Regions from separate parts of the Homo sapiens genome. Here region 2 is linked to region 1. A link is an interaction called in ENCODE POLR2A ChIA-PET data of the cell type or tissue named here. Cell type or tissue: Panc1. All regions are shown on one strand. Each heading gives the region's core, and the rest is flanking DNA. Links, peaks and the distances in the headings are about the cores only.

Region 1 (4,917 bases), core at 389-4,388:
TCACCAACAAATTTGCACTCTAAGAAATGTTAAAGGAGGTTCTTCAGGCTAGAAGAAAATAATACCAGATAGAAACGTTAAATGTCCGCTTTAAAAACGAGGAGCATGGCCGGGCACGGTGGCTTACACCTCTAATCCCAGCACTTTGGGAGGCTGAGGCAGGCAGATCACCTGAGGTGGGGAGTTTGAGACTAGCCTGACCAACATGGAGAAACCCCGTCTCTACTAAAAATACAAAAAATTAGCTGAGAGTGGTGGCGCATGCCTGTGGTCCCAGCTACTCTGGAGGCTGAGGCAGGAGAATCGCTTGAACCTGGGAGGTGGAGGTCGTGGTGAGCTGAGGTCACGCCACTGCACTCCAGCCTGGGCAACAAGAGTGAAACTCTGTCAAAAAAAAAAAAAAAAAAAAAAAGCATCAAAATGGCAAACAAAGATAAAAGATTTTTTCTCATTTCTAAATTTTCTAAAAGATAATTTAAAGTAAGCACAAGGTATTATGGGAACTGTAACAGGTCAAAGTAAATTATAGGATAACCATACACAGAAGATAGAAGGAAGTTAAATGGAGCTTCACTGTGATAAAGTTACTACATTTTGAAATAATATGAATTCATGGTAGACTGAGAACTTAAGGATGCATATGATAATCTCCAGAGTAATGACTTAAAAGGGGTACTAAAAAGCTAAAAGAAGAGATAAAATGGAATATTAAATAGTACTAAATTATCCAAAATAAGTCAGAAAAGGAAGAAAAAGGAACAAAGAACATATAGTACCAACAACGAGATGGTAGACAAACCCAGTAATATCAATAATTGCATTGGACGAAAATGTACACAACATTTTAGTTAAAAGATAGAAATTGTCAGACTAAATAAAAATTTAAGATGCTATAAAGACATGGATTAAAAATAAAAAATGGATGAACTGTACTAATCCACACAAGTTGGACTTTAGTATAAGGAACATTTCCAGAAATAGGGACATTTCAGAAATAGACATTTTATTCTCATAAAAAGGTCAATTCACTGAGAAGACACAATGATCCTAAATGTGTTGGCACCTAAATACAGCTTGAGAGTACATGAAGCAAAAGTTGTTAAAATTAAGTGGAGAAATTGATAAATCTAGAAACATAGATGAAAATTTGTATCATTCCTTCTCAATAATTACTAGGTTAAAAACAGCAAATATAGATAATATCTAGATTATATTTAGATTGGTTAATAAATTCAGCCAACTTGACCTAATTGATATTTATAAAATACTGTGTTCAATAATTGCGGAATACACATTCTTTTCAGAGCACGTGGAACATTCACCGACATAGACCATATCTTGGCCATGAAAGTCTCATTACCTCTCGATTGAAATTTTACAAAGTATCTTTGTTCTAATGGCAGTAGATTTAAAACAGAAGCCAATAACAGGCTGTTTATAAACCTTCCCAAATGTTTGGAAATTAAATAACCTATAACTCAAAAAATAATAAAAATTAGAAAATACTTTGAAACTGATAAAATCCAACTGGGAAATTGTATGATCCGTTGAATGCAGTGCTTGGAGGGACATTTATAGCTATATCAGTAAGGAAGAAAGGTTTAAACTCAGTAGTTCTACATTTCCATCTACTAATCTAGAAAAAGAAGACCAAATAAGTCCAAGGTAAGTAGAAAAAAGAATAACAGAAGTAAATAAAATAGAAAACACAAATTATAAAGTTATTTAGAAAGCGTAATAAAAATTGATAAATCTCTAACAAAACTAATCAAAAAAGGAAAAAGAGCAAATTACCAGTTTTATAAATGAAAGAGGAGATACCACAGATATTACAGACATTAAAATAATAAGAGAATAAACTTGGTAACTTAGGAGAAACAGGCAAATTCCTTGAAATACACAGCCTACCAAGAAATAAATTGGGAGAGTCCTATATTTGCCTTTTTAAATGGAATTCAGAATCGCAAACAGAATCGCAAACAGAATCTTCTCTCAATCTTCTCTCAAAGAAAATTAGAAGCCTAGATGAGGTCAAAAGTGAATTATGTCAGCCGATTTAGAAAAAAATTATACCATCCCTAGAAATTCTTTCAGGTAGTAAAGTTGGAGGGAGCATTTCCCAACTCATGAGGCCAAAATCTCAATACCAAAACTTTACAAAGACATAATAAGCACAGTGTCCTTCATTAATTTGGACACAAAAATTCTCAAATATTAGCAAATAGAATATAGCAGGATGAAAGGAATAATATCTCATGGCCAAGTGGGATTTATGCCAGAAATAAGTTGATTCACCATTGGAAAATCAAATAATTTACCATATTAATAGAATGAAAGAGGAAATCATACGATCACCTCAGTAAATGCAGACATTACTAACAATATTCTATAATGATTTCTAATAACTCTCAGCAAACTAAGAATATGCAAAAACTTCCTCAGCCTGAAAAAAAAACTATAGCTGACAACATACTTATTGGTGAAAGACTCAATCTTTTCTTCTTAAGATTAGGAACAAAGTAACCATTTTTCTATCTTCTTTTATTCAATGTTTTATTGAAAGTCTGAAGGTAAGACAAAGAGATAAAAGGCAGAAAGATTGGAAAGAAAGAAAAAACTATTTCTATTTACAGACATAATTGTCTACATAGAAAGTCCCAATAATTGAACCAAAAACCTGCTAGAATTAATAAATGAGTATAGCAGGGTGACAGGATACAAAGTCAGTATACAAAATTCCATTTTATTCCTGTATACAAGCTGCAGGTGTTGAAAATGAAATTTTAAAAAATTACCATCAAAAATTATTTACAATAGCATTCCTAATAGGAATGAATATAAGAAAAGATATGGAAGACCTCTACACTGAAAACTACAAAACACTGATTAGTAAAATTACAATGATCTAAATAAATGAAGATATACCATGCCCATGGATTGAAAGACTCAATATTGTTAAGATGTCCATTTTTCTCTATGCATTGAATGTTGTCCCATTTATAAATCTCAATAGCCTTTCTTTTAGAAACTGACAAGCTTATTCTAAAACTAATATATAATTGCAAATGACCTCTAATGAAAACAATCATAAAAAATAAAGAAGGAGGGCTTATACTGCTGATTTCAAAATTTACTGTAAAGCTGTAATAAATACAATGTTTGACATAAAGATAGATGACTAGAATAACTGAATGGAATAACAAATTCAGAAATTCCTTTATATGTTCAATTGCTTTTTGATAAAGGTGCTAGATAATTCAGTGGAGAAAGGATACTCTTTTTAGTTAAAAAAAAAAAAATAAGCTGGAGAAACTGGGTATCTGCAAAAAGTGTGATGCTCAGGTCATACCAGACACAAACATTAAACTTGAAATCGATCATAGATCTAATTAAAAAGCTAAACATATAAATATTTTCTAAATAGATTTCTGCTCTTCAAAGACTAGAAATTTAAAGGGAAACCACACTGGGAGAAAATACAACACTTACATCTGTGTATCTAGAATATGTGAAGAACTCTTAACAACTAGATAATAGATGAGCAACTCAAAAATTGGCAAAACATACTTTACACAAGAATGTATATGAGTAGCCAGTAAGTACACATTAAAGATGTTCTATGTCATAAACCATCAGGGAAGTACAAGTTAAGAAACTGCTACATAGATAGTACAATAGCTAAAATCAAAAAGACTATTTCCAAGTGTCACCAAGAGTACAGAGCAACTGATATGCTCATACATTGTTTATAGAAACATAAAATGATACAACTACTTTAGCAAAGTTTGTCAGTATCTCATAAAGTTAAACATATACTCACCATATGGCCAAGCAATTCCATTTCTAGTATTTGCCCAAGAGAAATGAAAATCTATGTCTACAAAATGACTAGTACATGAGCACTCATAGAGCCTTATTCATAGTAGCCCCTGTGGGGCTGTTGGAAGCTTCAGTCTCCACAGACTCGGCCTTGGGTGGAGGTCCGCCCAGCTGGGGTGAGGCAGTGATCTGGCTGCGAGCTGTGCCACCCTGGCCTGTGGGGTCTCTGCTGGCTGAGGGATTACTGGTTTCTCTGTTGTAGTGAGGGGAGCACAAAGGCAGGGGTCAGAAGTGCTGGCCCGTGTGCTTGCTCTGTACTTACAGAGGCATGACTTCTTTGGTCAGTATACTTCACGTTTCCAAATCAAGGCTTTTTCTTCCTAAAATTGGAGCGCCCCATCTCTGACTTTTCTCACAGAGCCATCCTAATAACCAAGGAGAGAAATGGATGGGAAGGGCCTGGATAAACGGGAAGACCTTTCCAAGTATGTGGGAGCTCCACACTGGCCTGGTTGTGTCCTCCTCCTCGGAGGTCATTTCTGTGAGCTGGAAAAGTCATCTCATTTGCAGTCTGGATGTTTATCTGCACTTCTCTCCAGGGCCTCACATCCTTCCAAGACCTGGAGCGGCACTTGGCGCATTAGCCTGATTTCTCTAAGTCTGACTGTCATGAGTTTGGTTTTGGGTTCAGGGATAAAACATTAATCCACAGTGAACCCATCATTCCTTCGAATTTCTGCTTTAAAATAAATCTTGGTTTAAGTTGCCTGCTGGCAGTTTTGGGCCTCTGAGTCTTGGAGACCCTTGCTGTGTCTGAAGGATTTTAAGTCAGTGGGTGAGAGTACACCACCTGCTGAGAGGTGTACTGTCCCCAGAGGCCCACCTGTCCTTAAATCATGGACTATTACTTACAAACAGGCCCACAGACACATGCCAAGAATTCCAGGGCCCAGTGTAGATTCCAGCAGCTGCACTCTGTCCCCCTTTGGCTATCAGTCAAGGATGTTTCAGCGTCAAACCTGTACCTATCAGTATGCCCTAGGAGCACAGCAGAGGGTTGGCAAGTCAGAGGGCCTCACCCAAGGAAGCTGGGCTCCA
Region 2 (4,917 bases), core at 254-4,253, 180 kb before region 1:
TAGATGGACTCGTGTAGTAAAACTTTACCCAAAGTTGGTTTCCTAATGATATAATGTGAAACAGTCTATGTGCTATACAAATAATTATATCTCTTTTGTTAAGCCTTACGTCATTTTGACAAAGGCTTTACTTGATTGAGTATTGACGGCTTTTCCAAAATAAAATCCAGCTCTTAATTGAGATTTGTGGCTGGGCATAGTAGCTCATGCTTGTAATCCCAGCACTTTGGGACACTTAGCAGGGAGGATTGCTGGAGGCCAGGAGTTCAAAACCAGAATGGGCAACATAGTGAGATTCCATGTCTCCCCCCGCCAAAAAAAAAAAAAAAATTAGCTGGGTGTGGTGGCGTGCACCTGTGGTCCCAGCTACTCAGGAGGCTGAGGTGGGGGGATTGCTTGTGCCTGGGAGGTCAAGACTATAGTGAGCTGTGATTATGTTACTGTACTCTAGCCTGGGTGACAGAATGAGACCCTGTCTCAAAAATAAAGGAAAAAAAGAAGAATTTAGGTTTTTTACTATTAAAATTCCATAAGAGGAATTCCAGTGGGGGTCCTTGCTCATTTGGTTTGTTTTTTTACAATGTGAATATCATTATTTTATAGTCATACCTTATACAACGAACCTCCCCATCTAGACCCTTCACTAGTGAGACTACCTTAGGGTGAGGATATTTGGGTATATTAGAGTATTAGCCAGAACTCTTTGGGTTACAGATTGTGGGAATACAACTCACTCAAATTGGCTTAGCTGAAAAAAAAGTGCGTATGTATGTACAATTTATAAACTCAGTTAACCAAAGAGTCCACTGGGTAGAAATGGCATCAGACACAGCTGGAAAGGGGGGGCTGAAAAGATGTCACCAGCATTCTATCCCTGCCCTGCACCCTCGGGTTTCTGAGCCAGAGTCTGACTGACCTCTAGTAGGTCAGCCTCACGTTGCCTATGTGTACATCTTCCTCAGCTCATTTTGAGGAGGGCATGTGGGGACGTGCATTTCTTTCTTTTTTTCAAATTTTATTTTATTTTAAGTTCCGGGATACATGTGCAGGATGTGCAGGTTTGTTACATAGGTAAATGCATGCCACGGTGGTTTGCCGCACCTATCAACCCATCACCTAGGTATTAAGCCCTGCATGCATTAGCTATTTATCCTGATGCTCTTCCTCCCACATTTCTTTTTTTTTGTTTTTAGCATTTATTTTAGGTTTGGGGGTACATGTGAAGGTTTGTTACATAGGTAAACACAAGTCGCACAGGTTTGTTGTACATATTATTTCATCACCCAGGTATTAAGCCTAGTACCCAATAGTTATCTTTTCTGTTCCTCTCTCTTCCCCCACCACCCCGCAACTCAAGTAGACCCAGTGTCTGTTGTTTCCCTCTGTGTTCGTAAGTTCTTATCATTTAGCTCCCGCTTATAAGTGAGAGCAAGGCATTTCTTTCTTAATCTCAGCTTAAGTTCGGCATTTTAACAATGATTGCATCAGAAACAGAGACCTCTGTAGCAGATTGGTGGGTAGTTTTCTTTTTTTTTAACCTTCCTCATTGGTGTTTGTTTACTTTTTAACTGTCTGACAAATGTGAAAAGTACCCAATACAGGGTGACAGCATGCCCAGCAGTAGAGACACTTGGGTGTTAAATACCAGTGGCGGTGGGGACACGCCCCAACAGACCCCAACAGCTTCTCACCAAAGAAAGTTCCTAAAGGAATGGAAGAGGTTCTAGAATTCTGGAGGTGGGGTGTACAGGGAGGGACCATGTGCACTGTTACTGTTGAGTGGACAGATGTGCAGAAGGGAGGGGTGTCGGCGGGTGTCCCTGCCCCAGCAAGGGTAGAGGGCTGGTTAGCAGTTGATCCAGGAGTAGATGTTAGCATCCCCACCATGCAGCTACAGGATGTGGTCCTCAAGTCCTGTCTGCTCATGTGATGGAAATAAGGAGAGTGGTGGAGGCGGGGGCCTTCCTTTTTTAATTCAGGTGAGATTGGTATTCTCCCAGCTGGGGTTCCTGTGGGCTGTAAGGGTGTTTGGCTGGGCAGGCAAAGCCGGAAATGGGTGGTATGGAGGAAGAAACAGAATAGCTGAAGATGGGATGAAGGAGGAACTGCCTGAACTGATCAGTGAGCTCCACAGCCCCCTCTGTGTGTGTGTGTGTGTGTTTGAGAGAGTAAGAGAGAGCTCATGCTCATGAGTGTGTGAGTTAGGGGAAAGGTGGAGGTGGGCATTGTTGACACAGGCCTTGCAGGACGAAGCCTTCCTTTGGTGGCTTTAATTAAGCAGGGCCCCAGACACTGCCTGGGCTGGAGAAAATGACTTTCTTCTCCAGAACTTCAAAGCAATTATTTTTGCTAATTTTTTCCTTCCTCCCTGTTAGGTGAGTGGTAGTTTTAGAAATCACAGGACATCTGTTGAAATTATTGAATGAGTGAACGCGAGGTGAGGCTGGAGGGAATCAGGGGCTGACCCGAGGGAGGGCGGGGAGGCAGGTGCAGACTGCTCAGTGAGTGTGGTGGGATCCCGGTCTTGGCTGGCCCTGTAGGAGCCCAGCCAGGGAAGGCAGGAAGAGGTGGCCTAGGTTAGCTTTGCCTGGGGATTCAAAGGGGCCAGGCGAGAGGCTCATGCTCTTTCTCCTTCCCTTTCCCTGCCATGCTCATCTTCTGAGGGCTGACGCTGAATCCTTTTCCTGTGTCCGTCAGGGATTCCTGCATAACATAGACTCACAGATACTTTTTTACAGCTATAAGAGGACGTATTTATAAGAAAGGAAATTGAGGCAGCTTTATTCAACAAATATTGATTGAGACCTCCTGTGCAGAGCACAGCAGCCCTGTGTTTCTGCCTTCCAGCCCGCTGCTGTGGCTCCCCATGCCTTGTTGTGAAGGAAAACCTACAGTGTGGGGTTGGAAAACAGCCAGATTTGTTTTCATATTTTGCATTCTTACTATAAATCATCACTCAAAATTGACACAAGTAATACATGAATACATTGTTTCAAATAATTAAAACAATACAGATAAAGTAACAAACCCCTTTACCTACCCAACTCCTTCTAATTACAATGATCAGTTCCGTGTGTCCCTTCCGAATTGTTTTTCACAGCGTGTGTGTACGTATGTATATATCACCTGTGCATTTTGAAACATAAATACAGTTTGAGTATTTTAAATTTCGTGCAAGTGGGAACATGCATTCTATGGCTTCCTTTTTCCCACTCAATAGACCTTACAGACCTTTCCATATCTGTATGCAGAAATCTAACAACTTCATAGTTGGTGTAAAATATTCCATGTATGAATGTACCACAGTTTATTTGTTTTCTTTGTGATGAACATTTAGGGTAATTCCAAAAGTTTTACTGTTTCAAATCATGCTGCATTGAATATCCTTTTGTATGCTTCTTTGTGCATGCAAGAAAACGTTTGTCTGGGATGACAACTCAGAAGTAAACTCTCCGGGTTGGAGGGTATGTGCGTTTTTAATATCCATGTTTATTGCCACATCATTCTTCACTAAGCCTGTACTCTTTTACCTCACACCACATCTCACTGCCTCAGCAGTCATTTCACTCTGCAGAGTGACCTCATGTGTTCTGTATCTTAGGCTGTACAAAAGGAAGTCTTGGGGGTTGGGTCTGGCCTCTCTCTGGGATGTTAGTAGCATCTGGAGCATCTGGTTAGAGTAGAAAGTCCACAAACCTGAGCCCTAGATTTTAGGAATCTATTTTGCACCAGTGACCAGATAAAAGGCACCAAAACTTATTCTTGTCTCCCTTGCTTTCAGTCCCAGGTGCTTAGATACTATTGTTTCTTTTGAGTGAAATATTCATTCCAGGTAGCTAATAGGTAAATAAGTTCCTAATACAAAAACTGAGTCTTATTTTGGAACGTTTGCTTGCTACGGACTGGTTTCATGACAAATACTGCCTTTATGTCCCTGTTAGTTGGGGAAGAAGAATATCCAATCCGGTATGTCTCTGATGTCCCGTGTTCTTATTATCTGTTTTATTTTCACACACAGTAAAATCTCGCTATTATTATGGTGTTTAGGGTTTGTGCCCTTCTTATTTCCGAAATCTCTGAGGTGGTTTAGAAAATAGAATTTGATGAAAGTGGGACAATGGGGAATGGAAGCAAAGTCTACTTGCCAGGGTGCTCGAGGGGAACTGATTGCTGACACCTGGACATGGAATTGGCCTCAAGGTTTCCCAGCAGCGGCGGCGAAAAAGAGTACATCCTGACACACAGGGTTTTTATCCTTTCGACAAAGGGAAGCAGCCACGCTCATTCAGAGCAGCACTTTCTAGGAAGCACATCCAAGGAGGAATCTCCAGCGCAGGTCCTTGTGTAAGGTACATTGTTGGAGCACAATGAGCCATGTCTTCGCCGTGCTTTTGTCGGGGTCAGAAATGCCGCGCAAGCAGATGGTCCCTGCATTCATGTTTTTCAGGGGTCAGGGTACGACATTAAACTGTGGTATAATGAAAATGGAAGTACTTCTCATTTCTATAAAAACGCTGCTTTTTGATTATATAAATTAGTATAGGATGAAAGCTGGGAAGATGAAAAAAGAGTAGTTTAACATAGCCATTATTTAATCATTCATAAAGTACTTTTTAAAGCATTTATTACGGGTAAAATATAGTCCCATTAGACACATTCCCTCTTTGTGCTAACTTGGTTTAACTCAAAATACAAAGGGATACAGGAATTTATGCAAAGAACATCCTCCCCTGCCCCCGTAAAACCATATTTGAATATATGTGGTTTTATTATTTTACTCTAATGTAATTTAAATAAATGACCAATATTTTTAAAAATAAGAAATCCTTGAATATTCTTCAGTAAATAGATAACAACAGGGTATAATGAAACACTGTTTATATTTAAATGACTGCTTTGAAACGGTGTGAAAGCAGC

Evidence for each region. Peaks named below come from ENCODE experiments on the same cell type or tissue, not always from the same donor. Only the 100,000 strongest peaks of a DNase experiment are listed, where the experiment ranks them.
Region 2: POLR2A ChIA-PET joins it to region 1 with 5 read pairs; 2 of 35 experiments call an interaction of 5 or more read pairs at or near these places.

The regions. Positions count from the first base shown.
Region 1 is chr3:53,684,233-53,689,149 of GRCh38, forward strand. The region is part of intron 8 of CACNA1D (calcium voltage-gated channel subunit alpha1 D); the gene reads left to right. Among named protein-coding and RNA genes, the nearest start is that of CHDH, 160 kb to the right of the region's middle. In Panc1, for the core only: no CTCF peak of the experiment used is centred there; no DNase peak of the experiment used is centred there.
Region 2 is chr3:53,507,139-53,512,055 of GRCh38, forward strand. The region is part of intron 3 of CACNA1D (calcium voltage-gated channel subunit alpha1 D); the gene reads left to right. Among named protein-coding and RNA genes, the nearest start is that of CACNA1D, 15 kb to the left of the region's middle. RefSeq lists an enhancer at 4,705-4,917. In Panc1, for the core only: no CTCF peak of the experiment used is centred there; no DNase peak of the experiment used is centred there; H3K27ac peaks cover 779 bases.